6 separate regions of the Homo sapiens genome follow, and regions 1, 3, 4, 5 and 6 are each linked to region 2. Evidence: chromatin contacts called from ENCODE Hi-C or POLR2A ChIA-PET data. All regions are on one chromosome and are shown on one strand. The core of a region is the stretch at or near the end of the contact, and the rest is flanking DNA. Distances in the headings are between cores, read along the strand shown. Region 1 holds the start of LRRC41 (leucine rich repeat containing 41). Region 2 holds the start of NASP (nuclear autoantigenic sperm protein). Region 3 holds the start of NSUN4 (NOP2/Sun RNA methyltransferase 4). Region 4 holds the start of EIF2B3 (eukaryotic translation initiation factor 2B subunit gamma). Region 5 holds the start of RAD54L (RAD54 like). Region 6 overlaps ZSWIM5 (zinc finger SWIM-type containing 5).

Region 1 (3,779 bases), core at 455-2,954, 720 kb after region 2:
CCAGCAGCCTCTCAGGCCCGAGGCCTCCCCTGTCCCCAGCGCGGCTAGGCCTGCTTGGCAGAGCCTCACTTTCCCCTCTTTCACTTGCCCCACGTCGGACCCAAGTTTCCCTCGTCAGCGGCCAGGCCGCGGCCAGCGGTCCCCAACCCACAGCCCCGCCTCCCAGCCCAACTGGCCGGTTCGCCCTCCCCGGCCGTTCATCCCGGCGCCCCAGGCCGCCCTCCATCCAGGCCCGGCCCTTTGGTCCCGGCCGCCTTCAGGCCTGGGGCCCCCGTTCACTCCCATTCAGCCCAAGGCCTCTTGGCGGCGCCGCGCCCCCTGCCACGGCAGCCCGGCAGTCCGGGATCCCCGGGCCGTCGCCCCGCTTGGGGCCTCCTTGGCCCTTCCCGCCTGTCCGTCATTCGAGCCTCCCTCGCTTGTTTAAGCCGCTCCGGGCCCCCCTCCACTCGCTCTCCGGTCCCTCCTCGCCGCTCGAGCCGATCCGAGTGGCCTCCGGCGCTCCCTGTCCTGCGGGTCGCACGGTCGCTCGGTCGCTTAGTCAGTTTGGCACCCGAGACCCCGGTTGTCGGTTCGCTCCCGTCAGCCCTGGGCCGTCAGACAGGCCGCGGCGCCCCGACCCTTTCGTTCGGCCTCTCCCCCTGCCCCATTCCCTCGCTCTCCAATCTGCTGTCCTCCCCTCCGCCCATCGGCTTGGCCTCCGGAATCTCGACCCCCGTGGCGTGTCAGGCAGATGCTGGAGCCCCGGGGCCATCAGTCAGGTTCGGTGGCCCCGGGCCTGGCCTGGCCTTGCCTTAGGCCGGGCCTCCTAACCTCGGCCCCTGCCCTAGGGCAGCCGGGCCATCGCTGCCCACCGGTTCGACATCCGAGACTCTCCTGCCCGGCCCAGCCGAGTGTCAGTTCGCGCGGCCCACAGCCGCAATCCAGCCTCAGTCGCCCGGGCCCAGCCTGCTTCGCTCCAGACCGGGCCTCCTGGCCTCGCCCCCCGCGCCCCCGAGCCAGGCCGCGGTGCGGGTCAGCCTGCCCATTTAGGTCTCCGTCTTTACTCTGTCCAGCCCTGTCAGTCACAAAATTCATTCTCCGATCCTACGAGCTGGCTTTCAGCGCCCCAGGCTGGGCCTTGCCCCGGGCCTCCCGGCCTCGCCCCCCGCGCCCCCCGGCCGCTGGGCCGCCCCTTGCTCTTAGCCAGAGGTAGCCCCTCACCCCGCGACTTACCCCACACCCCGCTCTCCAGAACCCCCATATGGGCGCTCACCGCCCGCCCGCACAGCTCGAACAGGGCGGGGGGAGCGTTGGGGCCCGAGGCCGAGCTCTTCGCTGGCGCCGCCTCCCGGGACGTGGCCTCCATGGTCGTTGCCGCCGCTACCTCACAGAACCAGCAACTCCGGGCGCGCCAGGCCTCGGGCGCCGCCATCTTGGGGAGGTGCGCGAGCCCGAGAGTGTCGCCCGCGGACCGCCATCTTGAAAAGGTCAGCAGTTAGGACGGCTCCATAAGCGATATGGGGAAGAATGTGAATTATTCTAAAGAAATTTCGAAGAAATTAGCACACTTTCCAAGTCTCTTAGGAGCTACTATTTTAGATAAACTCCTAGATCAATTATACTTGGGTGTGGTATGACTAAGGGGATGTTTCTTAGCAAAGCCTCCTCGGGTGCAAACATCAGCTACCCCTAACCTCTGCCTGCGGCTGGTAGTACATGCCAATCTGAGCATGTGTTCGCGACCACGATGAGTGTGCCGCACTTCCGGCCAGATCGCCGGATTTCCGCTGAGTGACCCTTACAAGTCCTTCTTGATCCTGAACTGGGTTAGGTGCCGCTGTTGCTGCTCGTGTTGAATCTAGAACCGTAGCCAGACATGGGACTGGAGGACGAGCAAAAGATGCTTACCGAATCCGGAGATCCTGAGGAGGTAAGGCAAGGCGATCCACTCGGCCCTCTTCTCTGCCCTGAAGCCCAGGACCTAGCCCGCCAAAACACGCACGGGGCCCTCTTAGCCCCCAGTTTACCCTCTAGGGTTTGCATAGTCGGGAGCTCTAGTTCCCTCGACCTTTCCCCAGAATTCGTCCGGTGACTTTGGACAGATAGATGACTAGTTTTTCTCTGGGCCTCGGCTTCTGCATTCTGTGAATGTAGTGAAGGTTTGAGAGCGAAAATGTTTTGTGGACTAAAGTCTTGTAAAAATATGACCTATGTTTGCAGTCAGTCAGATGTTCTGAAGCCCGCGTTTCACAGATTTGGGGAGCAAACAGACCGCCTTGCCCCAGCTCAGGTTAGGAATCCCTACCACATCTTCTATGGAGGTTCGGAAGACCTGGCCTTGTGTTCCTTTTCTTTGAGGAAGGTGTGTGTCTTTGGGGACAATGAAAGAATGTACGATGTGATTCTGTGATGGAAGAGGGAGCTCTTTCCCAGAGAAAGAGTGCTGCTATAATTATTGACTGCTTGCTATTCCAAGTGCTTTATATGCACTAATTAATTTTTTTTTTTTTTTTGAGATGGAATCTCGCTCTGTCGCCCAGGCTGGAGTGCAGTGGCGTGGTCTCGGCTCGCTGCAACCTCCGCCTCCTGGGTTCAAGCGATTCTCCTGCCTCAGCCTCCCAGGTAGCTGGGACTACAGGTGTCCGCCACCACGCCTGGCTAATTTTTGTGTTTTTAGTAGCGACGGGGGTTTCACTCTGTTGGCCAGGCTGATCTCGAACTCCTGACCTAGTGATCCGCCCACCCCGGCCTCCCAAAGTCCTGGGATTACAGGCGTGAGCCACCGCGCCCGGCCCTAATTCATTTCATCTACACACTATTCCTATGAAGTAAGTGTTGGGTACTATTAGTGCCATTTTTACAGATGAGGAAACAAGCATAGAGGTTAAATATCTTTTCTAAGGTCATGCAGCTACCAAATTGGTGCAGCCAGGAATTGCGGCCAAGCAGCGCGGTTCTAGAACCAGGACTCTTATCAATTTTGCGACACAGCTACTAGTTGTTTCTAATCTCATTTCCTGTCCGTCTGTTCTCTGGTCACTTGGGGGCAGCCATTCTGGGCTGTGGGTTCAGAATAATTGGAGACTTATTTATCCCTTAATTTTTCTAGTCTTATTATTTCTAAAAAGAAATAGAACCTGAGGCCGGGCGCAGTGGCTCACGCCTGTAATCCCAACACTTTAGGAGGACGGCCGAGGCAGACAGGTAGCATGAGTCCAGGAGTTGGACCAGCCTGGGCAACGTGGCGAAACCCCGTCTCTACAAAAAATATAAAAATTAGCCGGGCATGGTGGTGAACGCCTGTGGTCTCAACTGCTCGGGAGTTTGAGCCCAGGAAGTCCAGGCTGCAGTGAGCCGTGATCGTGTCACTGCACTCCAGCCGAGGCAACCCGAGTGAGACCCTGTCTCAAAAAAAAAAAAAAAAAAAAAAACTAAAGAAAGAAATGGAGCCTGCCTCAGAAAGGTCAGCAAGATCCACCGCTGCAATAGATGAGAAAAAGCAAGTAATTAAGCAGTCAGTTTTAAACTAGGGTATTCTGGCCGGGCGCGGTGGCTCATGCCTGTAATCCCAGCACTTTGGGAGGCCGAGGCGGGTGGATCGGGAGGCCGAGGCGGGTGGATCGGGAGGCCGAGGCGGGTGGATCAGGAGGTCAGGAGATCCAAACCATCCTGGCTAACATGGTGAAACCCCTTCTCTACTGAAAATACAAAAAATTAGCCGGGCGTGGCGGCGGGCGCCTGTAGTCCCAGCTACTCGAGAGGCTGAGGCAGAATGGCGTCAACCCGAGAGGCGAAGCTTG
Region 2 (3,836 bases), core at 61-2,560:
CGAGATCTCGGCTCACTGCAACCTTTGCCTCCCGGGTTCAAGTGATTCTCCTGCCTTAGCCTCCCGAGTAGCTGGGATTACAGGAGCCTGCCACCACACCTGGCTAATTTTCGTATTTTTAGTAGAGACGGGGTTTCACCATGTTGGCCAGGTTGGAACCTTGGCCTATTTATTTATTTATTTTTGAGACGGAGTTTCGCTCTGTTGCCCAGGCTGGAGTGCAGTGGCGAGCTCTCGGCTCACTGCAACCTCTGCCTTCCGGGTTCTAGTATTCTCCTACCTCAGCCTCCCGAGTAGCTGGGATTACAGGCGCCCGCCACCACGCCCGGCTAATTTTTGTATTTTTTAGTAGAGACGGGGGGGTCTCACCATCTTGGCCAGGCTGGTCTTGAACTCCTGACCTCGTGATCCACCAGCCTAGGCCTCCCAAAGTGCTGGGATTACAGGCGTGAGCCACCGCGTCCGGCCCCTTGGTTTATTTTTCTAAGAAACAGACTAACACTGATCTCACTAGTAGCATTGTTAATATTAAACAAGATAGCTAATAGCTTTAAAGCGTCTAATCACGGTACCCCCACGAGTAGTAGTCACACAGCAAATCATAGGCAGGAGTGGACAAACAGCGCTGGGAGCATTAATTCTGGTAGATTTGGAGTCTGGGCAGGGCCTAAGAGGATGGGATCAGCGGATTGGGCCAGCCAAAGGGGGCGGGTTCAGAGGGAGGAGCCAGCTGCCTCCCGCTGCAAGCCCCGAGCTTTGAATCAAGCGCGGTAGTTTCAGCTGTAGCCAATCCTAGAACAAAATCTTTTTGCGTCAGTTGTTGCTGAGGCCTAGATCTCACCCAGATCAGTTCTAGTCGCTGCTGCTTGTACCCGTCCTCGGCCCTTGCGTGTCCGTCCGTTACGACTCAGAGGACGGAGAGAAAGTCTAAGTCACCTTCCTCAGTATCCAGGCCGGAAGGAGACTCTCAGCTACTCGCCCTGAACATGCAGAGCAGCACTGGCTTCCCTGTCTCTGGATGCCGCAGGGGCGTCCTGTCAGGAGTTGTAGTGTCAAGATTCCAGTTCTTCTTATGCGACTTGCTGGAGAAGCAGGAAGTTGCTGTTTATTGGAGAAGTCGGGCTAGGGAGGGAAACAATCCCGCGGAGCCATATGGAGAGGGCAGGAGGTGTCTAGATAGTGGTAGGCCGGCGGGGGACGGAGGGTATGGGTGGTGAGTCCTGGCCCTTTAAACCCGAGGGGGAGGATCCGGAAGTGGATGGGCGGGGCGAAGGGTCCTCGTATATAAAAGGGCCCCGGCCGCGCGGGGTCTCTAATCTGCCATTTTCTGTCCCTGAGTGAGTCTCTGGCGTCCCAAATTGCCTGTTTTTCTCGCAGGCTCTATTCCGTTCGCTGGTTCGCCACCTCAGGGGAACGATGGCCATGGAGTCCACAGCCACTGCCGCCGTCGCCGCGGAGCTGGTTTCTGCCGACAAGTAAGCGGGACTGTGGAAAGCTTAAGGCACTGGCCAGTCCGCGGGGAGGGCTAATGGACGGGGGCTCCGGAGAAGGGGCAGACCGGTGGGCGGGAGTACTTGCCTTCCCAAGAGCAGCTGTCGCTGTTCGGGAAGGCCTGGTCACTGGAGCAGTCCTTCTTTTGCTGAGAGCCTCGCGCAGCAGCGGTAACGGCGGTCGGCTGGCGCCCCCTGCCCCGCTTTTCGCGGCCGCCATCTTGCCGGGGGCAGCGGCGGCTGTATCCTTCGCCTGCCCCTCTCCTTCCTCCCCCAGCCCGGGGCGGTTGGCCGGGAGGCGGGGCCCTGGCGCGCGGGTTGGCCTTCACGCCCCTTCTGTCCCCAGCGTGTGCCTCTGGTAGAACCCCTGGATAACCCGGGAATATAACCAACGAAGATTTGGCGCCAAAAGGGAAAAAAAACCTTGCACGAGGAAGGAGGCTGGACCTGAGGGGTCGGGGTGGGCGGGGCCTTGCTGAGGGCGGGGTTTTGCGCGCGTGCGTTCGCTTCCCTCGCCGGCCCTGGGGCAGGGGGCGGGGCCTTGAGGAGGCGGGAAAACTCCATTGTTTGGGGCCGCTGCGGCTCCAGCAGGAGCTTTGGACTATCTCCGTGGGGCCGGCGAGGCTAGTTCCCCCCGACACCTCGCTCACGTCTTGTGCTGGGAGATAGTTATCGCTCCCCGCGACTCCGTGAGCCCCTGCCTGTGGTGGGGAGGATTGTCGTTCTTTAGACTTTGGAGGTGGTGTCTGTTTGGGGGGAACATTACCGGACGTAAAGCGTCTTCAGGAAGCGCTGTCTGGAGCTCTCACCAGCACTGTTTGGTTGCTAGGTGAATCGGCAGTAGTATGCACGAAGTGGAGAAGGACTGGAGGGAAACAAGATAGGATTGTTTTGAAAGCGGCACAGTGCCACTCAGGCGTAATCTGTTTTTTGAACAGTGGAGGGAAACACTACACGAGTTCAAGGAAACAAGTGCTGTTTCCCATACAGTAGGTCTGATTTCCCAATCTTGCCATATTTTTTTAGGCATCTGGTTCTATTTTTTTTTCTAATCTTGTGCGCTTTAGAGGTTAGTTGCCTTCCCTGTAAAAGGAATGGTTGCTGTGAAGTTTTTTAAATTGATATTCTATAGGCTTACACTCTGTCATGATTATGTCTTTGTTTGTTTATAGTTAGAGATTTACGTATATCTCTGCTTACCACCTTTTCTCTCTGCGTTCTTGTAGAGCAGTGGTTCTCAAGTCACCCTGAGAATCATTTGGGAACTCATGGGAAATACAATTTTAATTTCAAACTCCCATTACCTGCCTCTTTCCCCATTGATTCGATATAAGCAGTATAGATTGGGCTTGGGAGTCGTGCTATAGCTATTATAAAAAGAGCTGCTTTTTATAATGTTTCCTAGACAGCTCTAGCAGTCAGTATTTCACTGACAGCTGTGTGTTTTTGTTTTGTTTTTGCAGACAGGGTCTGGATCTCACATCCAGACTGGAGTGTAGTGTTGTGATCATAGCTCACTGCAACCTCGAACTCCTGGGCACAACTGATCTTCCCTAGTAGCTTGGGACTACAGGTGTGCCACTACACCTGGCCAATTTTTTGTAGATACAAGGTCTTAATGTTGCCCAGGTTGGTCTCAGACTCTTGGACTCAAGCAGTCCTCCCGCCTTGGCCTCCCAAAGTGTTGAGGTTACAGGCGTGAGGCACGGCGCAGGGCCAGGTGTTTTTGTTTTTGTTTTTTGAGGTAGAAGTATGCAACAAATACCTCTTGCAGGTCCCCTGTGTCTAGCCAGAGTTAGGTCATTAGTGAATTTAGTTTCCTGGCAGGTTATACATAGAGAAAGTTTATGTATATGTGGCTAGAAGAAAGCAAACCATTTAGTTCCTCACAGCATAAATTGAAAGCTAAAACTGAGCAATTATATGTGCTGGGTGTGTGGGGGTGGGGGGGCAGGGTCTCTGTCACCCAGGTTGGAGTGCAGTGATGCCATCTCGGCCCCCTGCAGCCCCTACCGTGCCGTGTGTGTGTGTGTGTGTGTGTGTGTGTGTGTGTGTGTGTGTGTGGTGTGTGTGTGTGTGTGTGTGTGTGGTGTGTGTGTGTGTCACCCAGGCTGGAGTGCAGTGATGCCATCTCGGCCCACAGCAGCCCCTACCTCCTGGCCTCAAGTGATTGTCCGGCCTCAGCCTCCCGAGTAGCTGGGACTGCAGGCGCACACCACAAGGCCCAGCTGATTCTAGTATTTATTTTGTAAAGACGAGTTTTTGCCATGTTGCCCAGGCTGGTCTCCCAACGCCTAGGCTCAAGGGATCCACCCACGTGGGCCTCTCAAAGTGCTGAGATTACCG
Region 3 (4,344 bases), core at 1,028-3,527, 760 kb after region 2:
GGCGTGGTGGTGCATGCCTGTGATAACAGCTACTCAGGAGGCTGAGGCAGAATAATTGCTTGAACCTAGGAGGCGGAGGTTGCAGTGAGCCGAGATGGCACCACTGCACTCCAGCCTGGTGACAGAGCGAAACTCCGTCAAAAAGAAAAAAAAAAAAAAGGAGTAAAACTGTATGATCATCTTAACAGAAAAAAAAAAAAAACTTAAGGAAAATCAACAACTATCATGATTTTTTAAAATCTCAGCAAACTAGGAACAGAAGGGAACTTTCTAAACCTAAGAAAGGACATCTATACACATGCAGGTACACGCACACACAAAACTACAGCTAACATCATATATAATGGTGAAGTACTAAATGCTTTCTTCTTAAGAATGGGAACAAGGCAAGGATGCCTACCATCACCACTTACATTCAACTGTGTACTGGAAGTCCTAGCCAGTGGAATAAAGCAAAGAAAAAAAAAAGGGATATAGATAGAAAAGAAAGAAGTTAAAGTGTCTTTATTTACAAAAGACATGACCATATGCATAGAAAACCTGAACAGATTTCCAAAAAGTTACCAAAAGTAATAATTGAGTTTAGGAAGGTCTCAGGATACAAGGTCAACAGAAAAAATCAATTATATTTTAATATACTAGAATTTTTCTTTTGAGACAGAGTCTCACTCTGTTGCCCAGCCTGGAGTGCAGTGGCATGATCTCAGCTCACTGCAACCTCTGCCTCCTGGTTTCAAGTTATTCTCCTGCCTCGGCCTCCCAAGTAGCTGGGATTACAGGCATGAGCCACCATGCCCAACTAATTTTTGTATTTTTAGTAGAGACTGGGTTTCACCACGTTGGCCTGGCTGGTCTCCAACTCCTGACCTCAGGTGATCCACCCACCTCGGCCTCCCAAGTGCTAGGATTACAGGAATGAGCCACAGTGCCGGCCAGCCTTTTTCTTGAAAAATGAACAAAGTGAGCCTGTCACTTCAAGGAAAATAACTGACAGTATTTGTTGCCAATAAGAAAATTCCAAAATTCCACATTCAAATGCCAAATAAGAAAAAGCTTTCGGCTGGGGGCAGCGTGAGCCACCGCGCCCGGCCAAGTTTTGTATTATTTTTCTTAACTATGTCTTCTCAAATTGCGGAAGCGTTAGGCCCCACAACATTTGACATCACCAGTAGGGATCCAGTGGAGAGGAGGGACATGATCAGAAACTGTGTTTTTAAATGATCATTCAACAGCCAATTATCAGGGTGGGTAGGAGTGAGGCAGGGAGATCAAAAGGCAGGGAGATTGGCTGGGATTACAGGCATTGTTACCAGAAAGGGGTCCCGATCCGGACCCCAAGAGAGGTTCATGGATCTCGCACAAGAAAGAATTCAGGGCGAGTCCGCAATGCAAAGTGAGAGCAAGTTTATTAAAGTACAAGAATAAAAGAATGGATAGTCCATAGATAGAGCAGCTCCAAGGGCTGCTTGCCCATTTTTATGGTTATTTCTTGATGGTACGCTAAACAAGGGGTGGGTTATTCACGCCTCCACTTTTTTTTTTTTTTTTTTTTTTTTTGAGACGGAGTCTCGCTTTGTCGCCCAGGCTGGAGTGCAGTGGCGCGATCTGGGCTCACTGCAAGCTCCGCCTCCCGGGTTCACGCCATCCCTCAGCTTCCCGAGTAGCTGGGACTGCAGGCGCCAGCAACCTCGCCCGGCTAATTTTTTGTATTTTTGGTAGAGACGGGGTTTCACCGTGTTAGCCAGGAGGGTCTCGATCTCCTGACCTCGTGATCTGCTCGCCTCGGCCTCCCAAAGTGCTGGGATTACAGGCGTGAGCCACCACGCCCGGCCAGGTCCCGAAACTTAAGCTTCATTTGTTTCACTGCAAATCTGCTTCTGCCTACAAGCCTGGTCTCATTTTCCTCTACCTAAGGATCTTCCTCCATGCAATTTCGGCCTAGGAGGCCCTTCCCGCCCCTTTTCGCCTAGCTAACTCTTTCGGTACTCAACCACCAACTCCTAATCCTCCCTGGTCCCCCAAGTGGGCTAGGGGCTTCTTGGGAGTCCCTCGCACTGCTCTAAGCATCCAGGCAGAGTCATTATTCCGGGTGCCAGGTTGCTCTTTTTCCAGCAGCCTTCAGGGGACTCCTGGCTGGGCGGAGTCTGTAGAGGCGCGCGGAGTCCTGGGAGAGCGTCAGATGTATTTCCTTTCCCTTTTTTCGCTCGTGTCCCGCCGGGTGGCGCTCACCACCTCCCCGGAACACGCGAGTCTCCTGTCGCGGTTCCGGTCGGAATTACCCCGTGGAGCACGCCGATATGGCTGCGCTGACACTGAGGGGTGTCCGGGAGCTGCTGAAGCGTGTGGACCTCGCGACGGTCCCGCGGAGACATCGATATAAGAAGAAATGGGTAAGGTCCGGCTGGGGGCGCAGGAGGGAAAAGTGAGGGTGGAAACTTCTCCAGTCTTTCCGTTTCCCGGCCCTCTAGAACGCCTAGCGTCTTTCCCAAGCACTCCACGGAACGTCCTTAGGCACCTCCCTCTCTCGTCTTTTCCGTCACCGCCTCTGTCCGCACTCTATGTCCCGAGCGTTAGTGTCTTCCACTTGTTACGTCTGCAGTCTCCTGACTCCGCCCAAGTTGCGTCATCACCTTCGCCTTCATTCTTTTAGTGATGTCACTGTCTCTTGTTCCCCAGCTGTGTCCACCTACCTTTCTGTCCCCCACTCCCCCTTTTACTTCCCTCCCTCCCCTCCCCCTTTCCCTTGCCCATTCTTCCCCCACATGACTTCTCCTTTCCTCATTGATTTTCCAGCCCGGTCGCCCTCACCCCTCGGAAAATACCATAGCGACCTTGCCTGCACTCCTGGGTCTCCGCCGCCTTGCAGGAAAGGATTCAGCCCCTTCCTCAACCTCGAGCTGCCTCTGGCGACCGGGCAAGGTTACAGCGACCACCCTGTCCATACTGCCGGCCCAAACCCTGGCAAAAGGTGCAACGAATCCTCTCATCCTCTGGACTCTCCTTGCTTCTCCAGAGACCCTTTTTCTTGCCTCACTGGAAGCCCTGGAATTTCTTCTATGACCGGCACGCCCCCCTGCCCACCCCAGCCGATTCCCTCGCCACCTCCACCATCTCTTCCACCCCCACAACCTTCCTCGCACTCAGGGAGATGGTCTTTTGAGTCCTCTTCCCCACTCCTGGAAAGGACCTACTGCCGCTAGCCCTGCCACTCGGGTTCCCCACTCTCCAGCCCTTATTTTGAGCAGTTCAGCATTCCGGGGTCACCCCCTCTCTGTCAGCGGACACCTTATTGCAGCTGGATGAGTCCCTCCAGAATGCGGCGTCCCTGTCTTCAAGGCACGTACTGTGACCAGCACACTAATCTCTGTTACTCTAGCGGATGGCCTTCAGCTTTTGGAACCAGCCCGGCAACCTCCTTTCCCCTTGCTCATCAGTCCCCGGGAACGAGCCCAGTGACCTCCCCTCAGCTCACTCATGTACCCTTGGAAACTGGACCCATGATTTCGCCTCCTCCTACACATAGGACCCCGGGAACTTGCCTCACGATTTCACCTCCTCTTGCTCGCCGGCCGGTGGAAACTAGTCCTATGGCCTCCCCAACCCTTTCTCACAGAGTTTTGGAAACTGGGCTGATGATCTCTCTGCCCTCTCACTGGTTCTCAGGGAGAAGTTATAATGACCCCCTTCTCTCCCCAGCATCTTCCCCACCTACTGGCAGCTTTTACCATGGCAGCCTTAAGCCTCTAGACTCTTGTGAACCCAAACCACAGCTTGACCTGCCCCTTGAGAAAAATTGTTGTGGCTTCCCACTCTCTTCTCAGGCAGGCATGCCTGGCTCTCCCAGCTCACCTCAGGAGGGCTCTTATCATTACTCCCATCTTTCCTCAGAGGCCTACATACCTACCCCTGGGAGTCCTTGCTATGCCATCTGCCTGTGCCCCGGGAGTACTGATTCTCCTTGCTCACCCCAGTCCCAGGCTCCCAGGAAGGCTTGCATTGAGTCCCTTCTCTCCTGGGAGGCAACTGGGAACTCTTACCTCATCCTAACCCCGGACACCACAACTTCTGGTCCCCCCTGTTCCCAGGAACCATCTCGTCCCCATGGTCCTCATTCTGTCCTTTCCTTCCCTTCACCCCTGGGCAACCAGTTTATATCTCCACCCCAGTCACTTCCCCGCAGAAGCTATAATGAACCCCCTCTTCCCACTCCAGTTTCCCCCCAACCGAAGTCCCCTAAGTCCCCAGAGTTAAGACAGTCACATACTCCCCACAAATGTCTCTCCCTAGTCAACACTCCCCAGCACACCCCTTCTGGCCAGCCCAAGCCCGCTAAGGCCCACACCT
Region 4 (3,984 bases), core at 574-3,073, 600 kb before region 2:
GTAAAGCAGACAAAATAATGTCCATCTTTTTTTTTTTTTTTTTTTTGAGACGGAGTCTCGCTCTGTCGCCCAGGCCGGACTGCGGACTGCAGTGGCGCAATCTCGGCTCACTGCAAGCTCCGCTTCCCGGGTTCACGCCATTCTCCTGCCTCAGCCTCCCGAGTAGCTGGGACTACAGGCACCCGCCACCGCGCCCGGCTAATTTTTTGTATTTTTAGTAGAGACGGGGTTTCACCTTGTTAGCCAGGATGGTCTCGATCTCCTGACCTCATGATCCACCCGCCTCGGCCTCCCAAAGTGCTGGGATTACAGGCGTGAGCCACCGCGCCCGGCCAATAATGTCCATCTTATGAGAAGCACTATATTTGTATTTGCTTTACTAGACAGAGACTAGATTATGGAAAACCTTCGTACTAATTGAGCCATGCTGCTTCATAATTCTGGTCTCTGCACTGCTACTGTTGCTTCCTAGTCTGCCTTTCTCTTGTGTCTAGTAATCACCTATTAAACTTTGAAGACAGCTCAAGAATCCTCTTGCCTACAAAGCCATTCCTAACCGTTCCCACCCCTCCAGAAGTGACTCCTTTTCCCGAAGTGCTTCCATTCTGCCATGTGCAGATTCTCTTAGCCTTTACGGGTTTCATTGCACGTATGTGTTTAAATGTCTACTTAAGTGTAACATTAATGTCTCTTAAATGTCTACATAAGAGTGTAAGAGTGACTTTCTTGGACTGTGTGTGCATCATCACTGTATTCCCAGTCAGATGCCAGAAATCAAAGTGGAATGAGGACCTGTGAACTTCACAACTGTATAAGAGTCAAACTCAAACATGTGCATAAGGGCATTAGAACCCAGGTCACTAGGAACTGAGGTTCCAGCTCTCAAGGAGGCCCTGGGTGAAGAAAGGCAACCTAGGAAGCATGAATAGTAATCATGAACATAACTAATCATGCTACCAGGCAGACTGTCAAATGCTCATGTCACTGCCACGACTATGGCTGACGGGAATCATGGCAACGAGTCTCGCTGCCTCCCAAGCTTTGGAGAGGGTGTTCACCGCATCTCAGACTTGCCTGCATCATAGCACTCATGCCTTTTCCAGTTGTAAATAGATAAGAAAACTGTATCAGAATTGGTCTGTCATTCCACGTGTGCTGCCTGAAGGCAGAGACCTCACTGCTCCTCCCTATATTTCACTGCCCTGCATCCAAACAACTAAAGGCAGGCTGAACAAATGAATGAAGGGCTGAGGCTGAAAGAGTGCAGGCACAGTGCTAAAGGCGTCTGGTACCGGTCTGGTGCTCGCTCACTCGCTGTGACTTTAAGCAGAACCCTCCCCGAAACTTCGTTTCTTTCTTTTCTTTTCTTTTTTTTTTTTTTTTTGAAACGGAGAGTCTCACTATGTTGCCCAGGCTGGAGTGCAGTGGCGCGAATTAGGCTCACTGCAACCTCCACCTCCTGGGTTCAAACGATTCTCCTGCCTCAGACTCTCGAGTAGCTGAGATTAGAAACTTAGTTCCTCCATCTGTTGCATAAGGTGGTTGGCTCGGATTCTCATCCCCAACCTCCCTTCTACTTCGGACACAGCTACACCGGGTCGAGCAGGGAGTCGAGCTGACAACTTCGGGGCTCAGCACCCTCTCCTACCCCTTCGGGTCCACCTCGGCCCAGTTCGACATGCCCGCCTCCCTCAGATGAGTGGCCCCACCGCACTGCTCACCCGGGTCAGCCAGCTTGTGTGCGGCCTGGCAGGGCAGAAGTCACAGCTATAACTCAGCTCCCGGCACGCCGCAACCGCTCCCAGCGATCTCCACGCCGCCTCTGACTGACAGCCCAATGGCGCAGGCGCGCGATGGCCGAGAAACTCGATGGAACGCGCAGAGCAGACCCATGGAGAAGAGAAGACCGCCGAGCGATGGATGACGGAGGGGAAGCACACTCAGCGGAGAGGAGGGAAGGCGGGCCGGAGGGGGCGGGGCCACCGAGGAGCATTCGACACGTGTGTCCCTCTGTCCATTAACACATTACCAACGCCTTTTGAGTATTCCTCCCAGTGCAGGGTGCCGGGAACCCAGACGGAACAACTCAGCCTCTTTCCTCAGGGAGTAAGTCTAAGACCTGGCTTCGAGTACATTCGGTGAAAGAAAGCTCATTGGGAGCCGCAATTTTGGCTAGCTAGTGAAAAAAATCACCGAATGCCCCTGCAGGGGTTGCCAGGACTTCCTATTTGTTTTTGTTGTTGTTGTTGTTGTTGTTTGTTTTTTGTTTTTTTTGAGACGGAGTCTCGCTCTGCGTCGCCCAGGCTGGAGTGCAGTGGCGCGATCTCGGCTCACTGCAAGCTCGGCCTCCCGGGTTCACGCCATTTTCCTCCCTCAGCCTCCCGAGGAGCTGGGACTACAGGCGCCTGCCACCATGCCCGGCTAATTTTTTTGTATTTTTAGTAGAGACGGGGGTTTCACTGTGTTAGCCAGGATGGTCTCGATCTCCTGACCTCGTGATCCGCCCGCCTCGGCCTCCCAAAGTGCTGGGATTACAGGCGTGAGCCACCGCGCCCGGCCCGGGACTTCCTATTTGTAACAGGGCCACTCACGTTAACTTTAGCCATCAAAACTGGGGGCGGCTGGGCATGGTGGCTCATGCCTGTAATCTCCGCAATTTGGGAAGCCGAGGTGGGAGGATTGCTTGAAACCGGGCGTTCAAGACCAGCCTGTGCGAGAGAGCCTCCAGTCTCTACAAAAGTAAAAATTAGCTGGGCATGGTAGTGTGTGCCTGTAGTCCCAGCTGCTCAGGAGGCTGAAACGGGAGGATCGCTTGAGCCCAGGAGTTCGAGGCTGCAGTGAGCTATGATCGGGCCACTGCACTCCTCCTGCCTAGACGACAGAGTGAGACCCTGTTTTTTTTTTTTAATTTAGTTTTTATTTCATAATCATAAACTTAACTCAGCAATCCAGTTAGGCATGGAAAGGAACAAGGAAAACATGGAACCCAAAGGGAACTGCAGCAAGAGCACAAAGATAAGATACTGCGAGCAGGCCGGGCGTGGTGGCTCACGTCTGTAATCCTAGCACTTTGGGAGGCCGAGGCAGGCAGATTGCCTGAGCTCAGGAGTTCAAGATCAGCCTGGGCAACATGGTGAAACCCCGTCTCTACTAAAATACAAAAAAAAAAAAAAAAAGAAAGAAAGAAAGAAAGAAAAAATTAGCCAGGCATGGCGGCGTGCGCCTGTAGTCCCAGCTACTCGGGAGGCTGAGGAAAGAGAATTGCTTGAACCCGGGAAGTGGAGGTTGCAGTGAGCCGAGATCGTGCCACTGCACTTCAGCCTGGGAGAGGGCGACAGGGTGAGACAGCGTCTCAAAAAAAAAAAAAAAAAAAAATACTGCAAGCAAATGGGGTGAAGGGGTGCTCTTCTGAGCTACAAAAGGAATGGTCTGGTGGTTAAGATAAAACAAAAGCCAAACTTGTTAGAGTTGTCCACAGTCAGCAATGGTGATCTTCTTGCTGGTCTTGCCATTCTCGGACCCAAAGTGCCCCATGGCCTCCACAATATTCATGCCTTCTTTCACCTTGCCAAAGACCACAGGATTGCCATCCAGCCACTCAGTCTTGGCAGTGCAGATGAAACACTGGGAACCATTTGTGTTGGGTCCAGCATTTGCCATGGACAAGATGCCAGGATGTGTATGCTTTAGGACGAAGCTCTCGTCATCAAATTTCTCCCCGCAGGTGTACTTGCCACCAGTGCCATTATGGCATGTGAAGTCACCACCCTGACACATAAACCCTGGAATAATTCTGTGAAAGCAGGAACCTTTATAACCAAATCCTTTCTCTACATTGCTCAGAGCACGAAAGTTTTCTGCTGCCTTTGGAACCTTGTCTGCAAACGGCTCGAAGGACACGCGGCCCAAGGGCTTGCCGTCGACAGCGATGTCGAACACGGTGGGGTTAACCATGGCTGATCGTACAGAGCTCCTGGCGTCGGT
Region 5 (4,148 bases), core at 454-2,953, 660 kb after region 2:
CACGCCATTCTCCTGCCTCAGCCTCCCGAGTAGCTGGGACTACAGGCGCCCGCCAACGCTCCCGGCTAATTTTTTGTATTTTTAGTAGAGACGGGGTTTCACGTGTTAGCCAGGATGGTCTCGATCTCCTGACCTTGTGATCCGCCCGTCTCGGCCTCCCAAAGTGCTGGGATTACAGGCGTAAGCCACCGCGCCCGGCCCAGAATTCTTTGTTTTGAGATAGGGTCTTGCTCTGTCGTCCAGGTTGGAGTGCAGTGGCGCGATCTTGGCTCACTGCAGCTTGACCTTCCAGGCTCAAGCGATGCTTCCAAGCTCAGCGTCTGCAATAGCTAGGACTACAGCTGTGCACCACCATGCCTGGCTAATTTTTTTGTAGATATGGGGTTTCTCCGTGTTGCCCAGGCTGATCTGGAAGTCCTGGGCTCAAGCAATCCTCCTGCCTCGGCCTCCCAAAGTGCTGGAATTACAGGTGTGAGCCACCATGCCTGACCTCAGAATTCTTGATAACCCTGTGAGGATGGCTTAAGCTATACTCAGGTGTGTGACCTTGTACAAGTTACTAGCCTATCTAGGCCTGTTTCCTCACTTACAAAATGGGGACAAAAATAAACCTACCTCATAGTCATGAGCATTACATGAACTGTTATATCTTAGAAGCTCAGAAATGCCTGGTGGTAAATGCTATAAATACACCCTTATCATTATTAGTGAGTACCTAGGTTGTGCATGCCACTGTTGGGTGCTTTACGCACATTAATTTACTTGTCAGAATAGCCATGGGGGGGAGGTACTATTATAATGCCACTTTAGATATGAAGAAACTGACGTTTTGAGAGATTGGATGATTAAATCTCTGACTCCAAACACAACGCTTCCTCCAACGCGGTTTGGCCTTGGAGAGGAAGGCAGCTTCTTTCAAGACACCCCTGAGCGAGAAAGTCGCGTCATCCGGGGGCTCCCATTGCCCGAGCCCGCCACGTGGCAGTCTGGGCCGAATGCCTCTCCCCACTTTCTGGGTGGGCGAGGCCTGACTCCAACCCCGGCCCTCCGCTCTAGACCTGGTACCACTGTAGATTCAATCCAAACTCCCAGAAATGTGCCGCCTTTCATAATCCCCAGCTGTCCACTACAGGTGGTAACTCCCCTGCTGCTCAATGTGGCGTAAATCTTCCCTTCCATAGCTGCGGGACCACAGCTCACCGACCTGGGACAAACACCCGAGACGGGCCGAATTCCAGCTCGCAGGTAGTAATTCCGCCCCTCCCCTCCCCGCTCCGTCGCGTCCAGTCCAGCTCTTCTAGCCCTGCCCCGCTCCTCTAGCCCAACCGCTCCCCACTGTTGGCCCCGCCCCTCCCCGCCCCGTCCAGCTCTTCTCGCCCCGCCCCGCTCTTCTCGCCCAACTGCTCCTCGCTGTTGGCCCCGCCCCTCCCCCGCCACCCCCGCCCCCGCCCCGCCCCTCTCTTCTCGCCCAACCGCCCACCTCTGTTGGCCCCGCCCTCCCATCTAAGTCACGCCTCCTAGTAGGTCAATTTAGCTTCTCCAGCTCCAGAGCCCAGACTCCTCATTGGGCGCAGCACTATTCCCGCCTCTTCCTTGGGTCGCGAGCGCCGAACTCATCGAACGCAGCCAATGGGTGATACGACGGCAGCGCGGCGGGAGGTTCGATTGACCCGGTCTTGGCGGGTCGGTGAGTCTTGGCGGCTGTTAACGCGCGCTTTGGGAACAGGAAGGTTGAGAGAGAGGTGCTGGGGTCTGCGTCTATCTCTGTCGCTCTTTTCAGCCCCTCCTGGTATTCCCCTCCTAACCTGGGTTTTTTACACGCCCGCGTGGCTTCCTGCTCGACCTCCCTGAGTCTGATCCTGGTTTCCACCTCCAGCCCTGGGAAATTTCCTTTCTCCAGACTCGCCCTCCCCACCCGGGCCTCGGACTTTCACCCCAGCTTCTCTCTCCTGGCCAGTGATTACCCACCCCCAATCCCACCCCGCCCCGCCGCGCAACTACCTCCTCCCTTCACCCGGACTGGGACCATCATCCCCACTCCACTCCGCCCAGTCTGGGACTCCACCTGCCTCCTCCCCAATCCCACACTAATCTCTGCTTGGTCTCTTCCTCTTTGGCCTAATCTCTCGTCTCGGCTTATTGGGGACGGCCACTCTCACAGTTTGGTTCCAAACACCAGTTCCTGGATGGATTCCCGCCATCCATGCCCCCTCTTTAATTAGCCGGTCCTCTCAATAATGTAGCAGCCCCCTCTACAGATTAGACCCTGGTCCTACACTCTTAGCCGCTGCCTGCTTTTGACCTTTGGCTCATGGGTACTTGACGTTTTAAACTCCTAGGCCCAGGATGGTAAGTGTGGGCCTAGGGGAGACTGGGAATAGCCCTGGGTCAGGGTCTAGTAGGCCTAGGCTGCAGGATCCTTGCAGGCACTGTTTCTGTTCTCCCTTTACAGAGGAGGAGCTTGGCTCCCAGCCAGCTGGCCAAGAGAAAACCTGAAGGCAGGTCCTGTGATGATGAAGACTGGCAACCTGGCCTAGTGGTGAGCACTCAAGGGGACAGGGAAGGTGGGTAGAGCTGTTTGGACAGAAAAGAAGCCAGGATTTGGTTTCTAGGGTTACATAGCCAATTCCAGATGCCTCTTTTGTATGTTCAATAAACTTTTAGTGAGTACTTACTATGTGCCAGGCATTGAACAAGATTAGTAAAATCTTTATCCTCAGGGTAGTCACTAGAAGCTAATATAGCCTCAGTTTTCCTGGTGGGAAAAGATAAGCAAAAGAGCCAGTTGGATTGGACCTTTTGACTCTGCTTGGAAAAAAGGGCTACACAACAGCAATTAGCAGCTGGCTCTTTTGCTCTTTGTCCCCTGCCCAGTGTCACAGAACAGTAGAGTGTTCTGGGCCTACCTTGGAGTCCTGGGCTCACTTGGGCCTAGATCTGACAGGTTGTGTCCTTCCAGTCCTTGCTCATACTCAAGTACAGTATATTCTACTTTAGGTTGGGCCCTGGGCTCTGCTTCCTGTTTTGGAGGCTTGTTGGGGCTGGCTGTGGGCAGGACCTATGTAAACCAAAATAAATAGGACAGTGCAGCATGGACTTCAGAGAATAAGAGCAGTTCAAGAAGTGGGGGCTTGGCCACTGGAACTTTGAAGGAAGGGATCAGCTACGCAAGGACTAGAAGGCACTTTTTGGCAGGAGCAGTGTGTGAATAAGGTGTGGGGTAGGGGTGCTGGTGTTTGTTTCAGGTGTGTCTTACAGGATCACTGAGGCTTCAAATATCCTGGCAAGCTGGTACAAGTGTGTTCTTGCCTAATGGCTTGATGGGGCTTGCTCAATAGTTGTACCGTGGTGTGCAAGGGGCTTCTCTACCTGTGAAGGAGGCACATTGGCTGACCCTTGCCATGTACATGGGTCTCAGACTTGAACTTGGGGCAGCATTCTCTGCATCTGGGTCTGCTGTCAGTTGCTGGTTGCTTCTGAAGATGCTTTTAGTGCCAGTGTCCTCACAGCCATGGGTGGCCTGAGTGGGGAGTGGCCTCAGTGGCCTGGGAGTTGAAGGCAGCTGTATTCTTGCCTCTTGGAAACTCAGCGAAATGTTTGGTTGCTCCATCATTCCATGGAGCTTTTGGAGTGAAGCTTTGGGCCACCAGGACTCCATGCTGTTGGTAGACTTGCTCTTCAGAGGCCCATTTTATTTACCTCTTCCATTGCCCCGCTCAGTTTAGGCAGGTTATTTAATCTCATTAAGCTCTAGTTTTCTCACCTCTTAAATAAGGATAATAACTCTACATAATAGAGTTGCTATGAAGATGATACACTATGACATGTGTGAAGAATTTAGCACAGTGCCTGGCACTTAATAAGCACTTCAAGTGTTAGTTGCCATTATGGTGATTTCTGTGGTCTTCTAGACTTCACCTTTCCCAATTCTCTCTCCTAGACTCCTAGGAAACGGAAATCCAGCAGTGAGACCCAGATCCAGGAGTGTTTCCTGTCTCCTTTTCGGAAACCTTTGAGTCAGCTAACCAATCAACCACCTTGTCTGGACAGCAGTCAGCATGTAAGCCAGAACTGCAACCTGCATGTGTATGTCTGTGCCCAGTCACTCAGCCTAGGTAGACTCCTGTCCCTGTACACTCCCTCAGTGC
Region 6 (4,243 bases), core at 1,287-3,786, 530 kb before region 2:
TGTACTGGATGTGTCTTAAAATGGGGCAGGAATCCTACCAATAATATGGGAGGATGATCCCACCCAGCTATTTGCTGTATAAAAATTTGAGGAAAACAGAAGTAAGAAAAGCTATGGTCAGGACACTTTTTAAAATTGCTTCTTACAGGTCTTTTGTTCCTCCCCTAAGTTAGGTCTCAGCTAAAACCAACCCCAACTGAAGCCAAGATATTTAATACATTAGACATGAAGAACCAGAAGAGTAGACCAGGAGTCACGCAGAGGCTCTAGGACATTATGCTGGGCACTGTAAGGACACTCTAGATGTGGAAAAGGACAGCAACTCAATGTCAAAGATAAAAGCTTATCCTTACTTAAGGTTCGGCATTTCAAGATGAATAAAAACACAGGCTTTTCTTATTTAGAATGGCAATTCTGACAGCTAAAAGGCTATCCAGCTACCATTGTTCTAGGGTTTACCCTCCCACCTTTTGAAGTTCCAGGTACAAAGAGCCTAAAAGGACACTTGGCTCACCTGGGCTGTGAATGGCACTCTGGGGAAGTGCATTGGTGATGTTGGGCAGCTCATGTCCATAGTTTCCATCCTCCAGGGGACAGACATCCAGGTCGCTCCACTTCTGCAGCTGCTGCAGCCAGCAGGATTTCTCCTCCAGTTTGCAGTGTGGATTTAAAATTATGCACACCCATAAAGCCCCTGGAAAATAAAGCAACCCATATTCTTAACATCTCTCCTTTGATGTGTGTGTAAGCCTTAATGTTTCAGTTTCATTTTTAGATGGTAGAGAAAGTTTCCAAAGCATTATCTTTTCTTAATATAAAAAACTTGCTAAGATTTTCAGAACTGGCTTGTTTTTCCTTCCCAACACTTCCTTAAAGTAGAGTGACTATCTTATTTCAATCTGTGTGCCTGTGATATAAAGACAGATTTAGGCTTGAACTCTGAGCTCAAATCTGCAGTGTAATAAATATTTATTAAGAGCCTCCTATGTTAAGGCTCTGTGCTGGTGAATAAAGCAGACACTGTTCCTACCCTTGAGGAACTGTCTAGTGAGGGAGACAGATAAATAAACATAATTCCATTTGAATATGATAAGTATTAAGATAAAGATATGTTCAGGGTATGAAAGCAGCATAGAGGAAGGGCATTTAACACAAGGACATGGTTGGAAGCGAGGAAGTCAGAAAAGGTTTTATTTTTTTGCTTAGCTGAACTTCCTGAGCTTCATCAAATCATTCAATTGTAAAACTGAGATCATAAAAATACCTACTTTGTAGGGATATTGTGAGAATTTAATGAGATAACCTTTGTAAAGGGTCTAGCATATTACCTAGCACATAGTAGAATCTTGGTATTTGCTTATCCAAGAAAAATAATTTATTTGGACTTGGATTTTCAAACTGCTGATAACTTGTGATGCCTTAAAACCATTACTTTCTTGGGATTTTTTTTTTTTTTTGAGACAAAGTCTCGCTCTTGCCCCCCAAGCTGGAGTGAGATGGGGCGATCTTGGCTCACTGCTGCAACCTCCACCTCCTGAGTTCAAGCAATTCTCCAGCCTCAGCGCCCCCCCTCGCACCCCACCCCCAACCCTAGTAGCTGGGATTACAGGCATCCGCCACCATGCCCGGCTAATTTTTGTATTTTTAGTAGAGATGAGGTTTCACCATGTCGGCTAGGTTTGTTTAGAACTCCTGACCTCAGGTGATCCACTCGCCTTGGCCTCCCAAAGTGCTGGGATTACAGGCGTGAGCCACCATGGCTGGCTGCAGTATGTCTTAATATAAACATCCTTTAGGATGTAGTTACATCCATGGATAGAAGTACATTTGGACACTATTTCAAAGCCTCTCAAAGCCAAATAGGAATGTTTTGAAAAGCCATCTTAGCCTCAATTTCAGATATTAATTGAAGATGAAAATTAATTTCTGGCTGGGTGCTGTGGCTCACACTTATAATCCCAGCACTTTGGCAGGCCAAGGAGGGCAGATCACTTGAGCTCAGGAGTTTGAGACCAGCCTGGGCAACATGGTGAAACCCTGTCTCTCCCAAAAATACAAAAAATTAGCTGGGCATGGTGGTATGCACCCAGCTGGTCCCAGCTACTCAGGAGGCTGAGGTGGGAGGATTGTTTGAGCCCAGGAGGTGGAAGTTACAGTGAGCCGAGATCACACCACTGCACTCCAGCATGGGTGATGGGAAAAAAAAAAAAGAAAAAACCCTCATTTCTATTTTTTCAATTCAATTTTTTAAATGTACCATGAAAAAGAAACTATATTATGTGTTGGGTGCAGTGGCTCACTCCTGTAATCCTAGCCCTGTGGGAGGCTGAGGTGGGCGGATCACCTGAGGTCGGGAGTTCAAGACCAGCCTGACTGCCATGGAGAAACCCCGTCTCTACTAAAAATACAAAAAATTAGCCAGGTGTGTTGGTGCATGCCTGTAATCCCAGCTACTTGGGAGGCTGTGGTAGGAGAATCGGTTGAATCTGGGAGGCGGAGGTTGCAGTGAGCTGAGATCCCGCCATTGCACTCAAGCCTGAGCAACAAGAGTGAAACTCCGTCTCAAACAAAAAAAAAAAAAAAAAGAAAAAAGGAACTGATACTTACAACAGTGACTCTTTAGGGGATTATAGTAACATTTATTTTACAGTTTAAGAAGGGCTTTTCATCTATAGTGTAGAAACAGATTTTCATATTTAATCTTCACAGGTAAAAAAGAGGACCAAAAAAAGAAGCTACTAAATCTGGCAACTTCAGAAGAACTCTGGTGACCTTAGGAATGGCAAAATCAATAGGATAATAGGAATGGAAAACAGATTAGGTGAGATGAGAGGCTTAAGAGGTAAAGAAACAGGGTGCTAATTCTAGTCCTGGAGGAGTTCCAATTTCCTAGGCATTTTGATATTAAGAAGGGGATCCTGGCCGGGTGCGGTGGCTCATTCCTGTAATCCCAGTGCTTTGGGAGGCGGAGGCAGGTGGATTGCTTGAGGTCAGGAGTTCGAGACCAGCCTGGCCAACATGGTGAAACCCCATCTCTACTAAAAATACAAAAAATTAGCCAGGCATCATAGTGTGTGCCTATAATCCCAGTTACTCAGGTGGCCAAGGCAAGAGAATCTCTTGAGTCCAGGAGGCAAAGGTTGCAGTGAGCCAAGATTGAACTACTGCACTCCAGCCTGGGCGACAGAGCGAGACTCTGTTTCAAAAAAAAAAAAAAAAAAAAAGGATCCCTAGAAAGTGAGCACAAGTACTTTCACCTATAAGTTACAAATGAGTTTTCTGTCTTATTAATTACATCCTTATAAATTTGTTTCAATACAATTACAACCCTGAGAAAGAGACAAAGCAAAAAATCCTACTAGTTGCCTGTATAAAACATCACTCACAAGACTGTTATCAGTATCCAGAAGCATATTTTCCTACAACTTAAAAAAAAGTGTTGGCTTGGTACAGTGTCTCATGCTTGTAATACCAGTGCTTGGGGAGGCTGAGGTGGAGGATCACAAAGCCAGGAGTTTGAGATCAGCCTGGGCAACATAGTGAGACCCTACCTCTACAAAAAATTAGAATTGGCTGAGTGTGATAGCCTCTGCCTGTAATCCCAGCTACTTGGGAGGCTGAGGTGGAAGTATTTCTTGATCCCAGGAGTTTGAGTTGCAGTGAGTTATGATCACACCACTGTATTCCAGCCTAGGGGACAGTGAGATCCTGTCTCAAAGTAAATCAATAAAAATAAATTTGGCCTGGGCGTGGTGGCTCATGTCTATGGTCCCAGCACTTTGGGAGGCCGAGGCAGGTGGATCACTTGAGGTCAGGAGTTTGAGACCAGCCTGGCCAACATGGTGAAACCCTGTCTCTACAAAAGTAGAAAAATTAGCCGGGCGTGGTGGTGCGCGCCTGTAGTCTCAGCTACTTGGGAGGCTGAGGCAGAAGAATTGAGTGAACCCAGGAGGCAGAGGTTGCAGTGAGCTGAGATCGCACCACTGCACTCCAGACTGGGCAACAGAGTGAGACACTTTCTCAAAAAACAACAACAAAAAATTTTAAAAGTATCAAAAACTCAAAGCAAAGGTAGCTACTATGGAAATTAAAATTTTACGTAATTATTAAATATTAAATATAATAAAATAATAGCTATCACTGATTTCTTTTCATCAGCTAGGAATTAAGGTGTTAAGCACTTTATCTCATTCAGTCCTCTAACTCTGAGGATCAACAGGTCTTGGTTTGGATGTAAAAGAAA

The links. Hi-C counts contacts between places; a loop is a spot of excess contacts on that map. ChIA-PET counts read pairs that join two places held with the same protein, here RNA polymerase II (POLR2A). Pooled maps may share reads with other maps.
Region 1: a map of CD4-positive, alpha-beta memory T cell shows a loop between it and region 2 (8-fold over the local background). The contact joins the promoter of LRRC41 here to the promoter of NASP in region 2. A Hi-C loop is called at or near these places in 1 of 168 maps with a recorded cell type or tissue (CD4-positive, alpha-beta memory T cell), 5 of 37 single-sample maps with no recorded cell type and 12 of 50 pooled maps. POLR2A ChIA-PET finds 5 or more read pairs at or near these places in 3 of 52 experiments (B cell, OCI-LY7 and activated T-cell).
Region 3: a pooled map shows a loop between it and region 2 (29-fold over the local background). The contact joins the promoter of NSUN4 here to the promoter of NASP in region 2. A Hi-C loop is called at or near these places in 6 of 37 single-sample maps with no recorded cell type and 12 of 50 pooled maps.
Region 4: a map of B cell shows a loop between it and region 2 (25-fold over the local background). The contact joins the promoter of EIF2B3 here to the promoter of NASP in region 2. A Hi-C loop is called at or near these places in 4 of 168 maps with a recorded cell type or tissue (B cell, CD8-positive, alpha-beta T cell and naive thymus-derived CD4-positive, alpha-beta T cell), 2 of 37 single-sample maps with no recorded cell type and 11 of 50 pooled maps. POLR2A ChIA-PET finds 5 or more read pairs at or near these places in 3 of 52 experiments (H1, PC-9 and T-cell).
Region 5: a map of CD4-positive, alpha-beta T cell shows a loop between it and region 2 (26-fold over the local background). The contact joins the promoter of RAD54L here to the promoter of NASP in region 2. A Hi-C loop is called at or near these places in 3 of 168 maps with a recorded cell type or tissue (CD4-positive, alpha-beta T cell and naive thymus-derived CD4-positive, alpha-beta T cell), 8 of 37 single-sample maps with no recorded cell type and 14 of 50 pooled maps. POLR2A ChIA-PET finds 5 or more read pairs at or near these places in 9 of 52 experiments (Caco-2, GM10248, HCT116 and 5 more).
Region 6: a loop to region 2 is called in a pooled map, with 4 times the contacts of the local background. The contact joins the enhancer-like site here to the promoter of NASP in region 2. A Hi-C loop is called at or near these places in 2 of 50 pooled maps. POLR2A ChIA-PET finds 5 or more read pairs at or near these places in 2 of 52 experiments (OCI-LY7 and activated T-cell).

The regions. Positions count from the first base shown.
Region 1 is chr1:46,301,912-46,305,690 of GRCh38, forward strand. LRRC41 (leucine rich repeat containing 41) reads right to left here and starts at 1,705. Exons shown (of 10, transcript NM_006369.5): 1 at 1,213-1,705. The coding sequence starts at 1,411. UQCRH (ubiquinol-cytochrome c reductase hinge protein) reads left to right here and starts at 1,787. Exons shown (of 4, transcript NM_006004.4): 1 at 1,787-1,909. The coding sequence starts at 1,856. RefSeq lists enhancers at 1-210, 1,241-1,640, 1,376-1,959, 1,960-2,541 and silencers at 1-460, 491-560, 911-1,060, 1,091-1,140, 1,191-1,250.
Region 2 is chr1:45,582,731-45,586,566 of GRCh38, forward strand. NASP (nuclear autoantigenic sperm protein) reads left to right here and starts at 1,311. Exons shown (of 15, transcript NM_002482.4): 1 at 1,311-1,475. The coding sequence starts at 1,417. RefSeq lists enhancers at 387-446, 897-1,206 and silencers at 737-796, 1,707-2,006.
Region 3 is chr1:46,338,530-46,342,873 of GRCh38, forward strand. NSUN4 (NOP2/Sun RNA methyltransferase 4) reads left to right here and starts at 2,278. Exons shown (of 6, transcript NM_199044.4): 1 at 2,278-2,390. The coding sequence starts at 2,298. RefSeq lists enhancers at 679-1,478, 2,139-2,348, 3,476-3,565.
Region 4 is chr1:44,984,772-44,988,755 of GRCh38, forward strand. EIF2B3 (eukaryotic translation initiation factor 2B subunit gamma) reads right to left here and starts at 1,824. Exons shown (of 12, transcript NM_020365.5): 1 at 1,722-1,824. It also overlaps the pseudogene PPIAP35. RefSeq lists enhancers at 1,598-1,867, 1,826-2,407, 2,118-2,167 and a silencer at 1,958-2,047.
Region 5 is chr1:46,246,060-46,250,207 of GRCh38, forward strand. It overlaps RAD54L (RAD54 like), which reads left to right and starts at 1,704. Exons shown (of 18, transcript NM_003579.4): 1 at 1,704-2,349; 2 at 2,453-2,539; 3 at 3,941-4,060. The coding sequence starts at 2,347. RefSeq lists a silencer at 1,265-1,524.
Region 6 is chr1:45,050,560-45,054,802 of GRCh38, forward strand. It overlaps ZSWIM5 (zinc finger SWIM-type containing 5), which reads right to left. Exons shown (of 14, transcript NM_020883.2): 5 at 515-694. Among named protein-coding and RNA genes, the nearest start is that of UROD, 40 kb to the left of the region's middle. Within about 2 kb of position 2,537, at least 3 of the 41 ENCODE cell types and tissues checked have a DNase peak (open chromatin) inside an H3K27ac peak, as active enhancers do; they include OCI-LY7, where a contact is called at or near this core.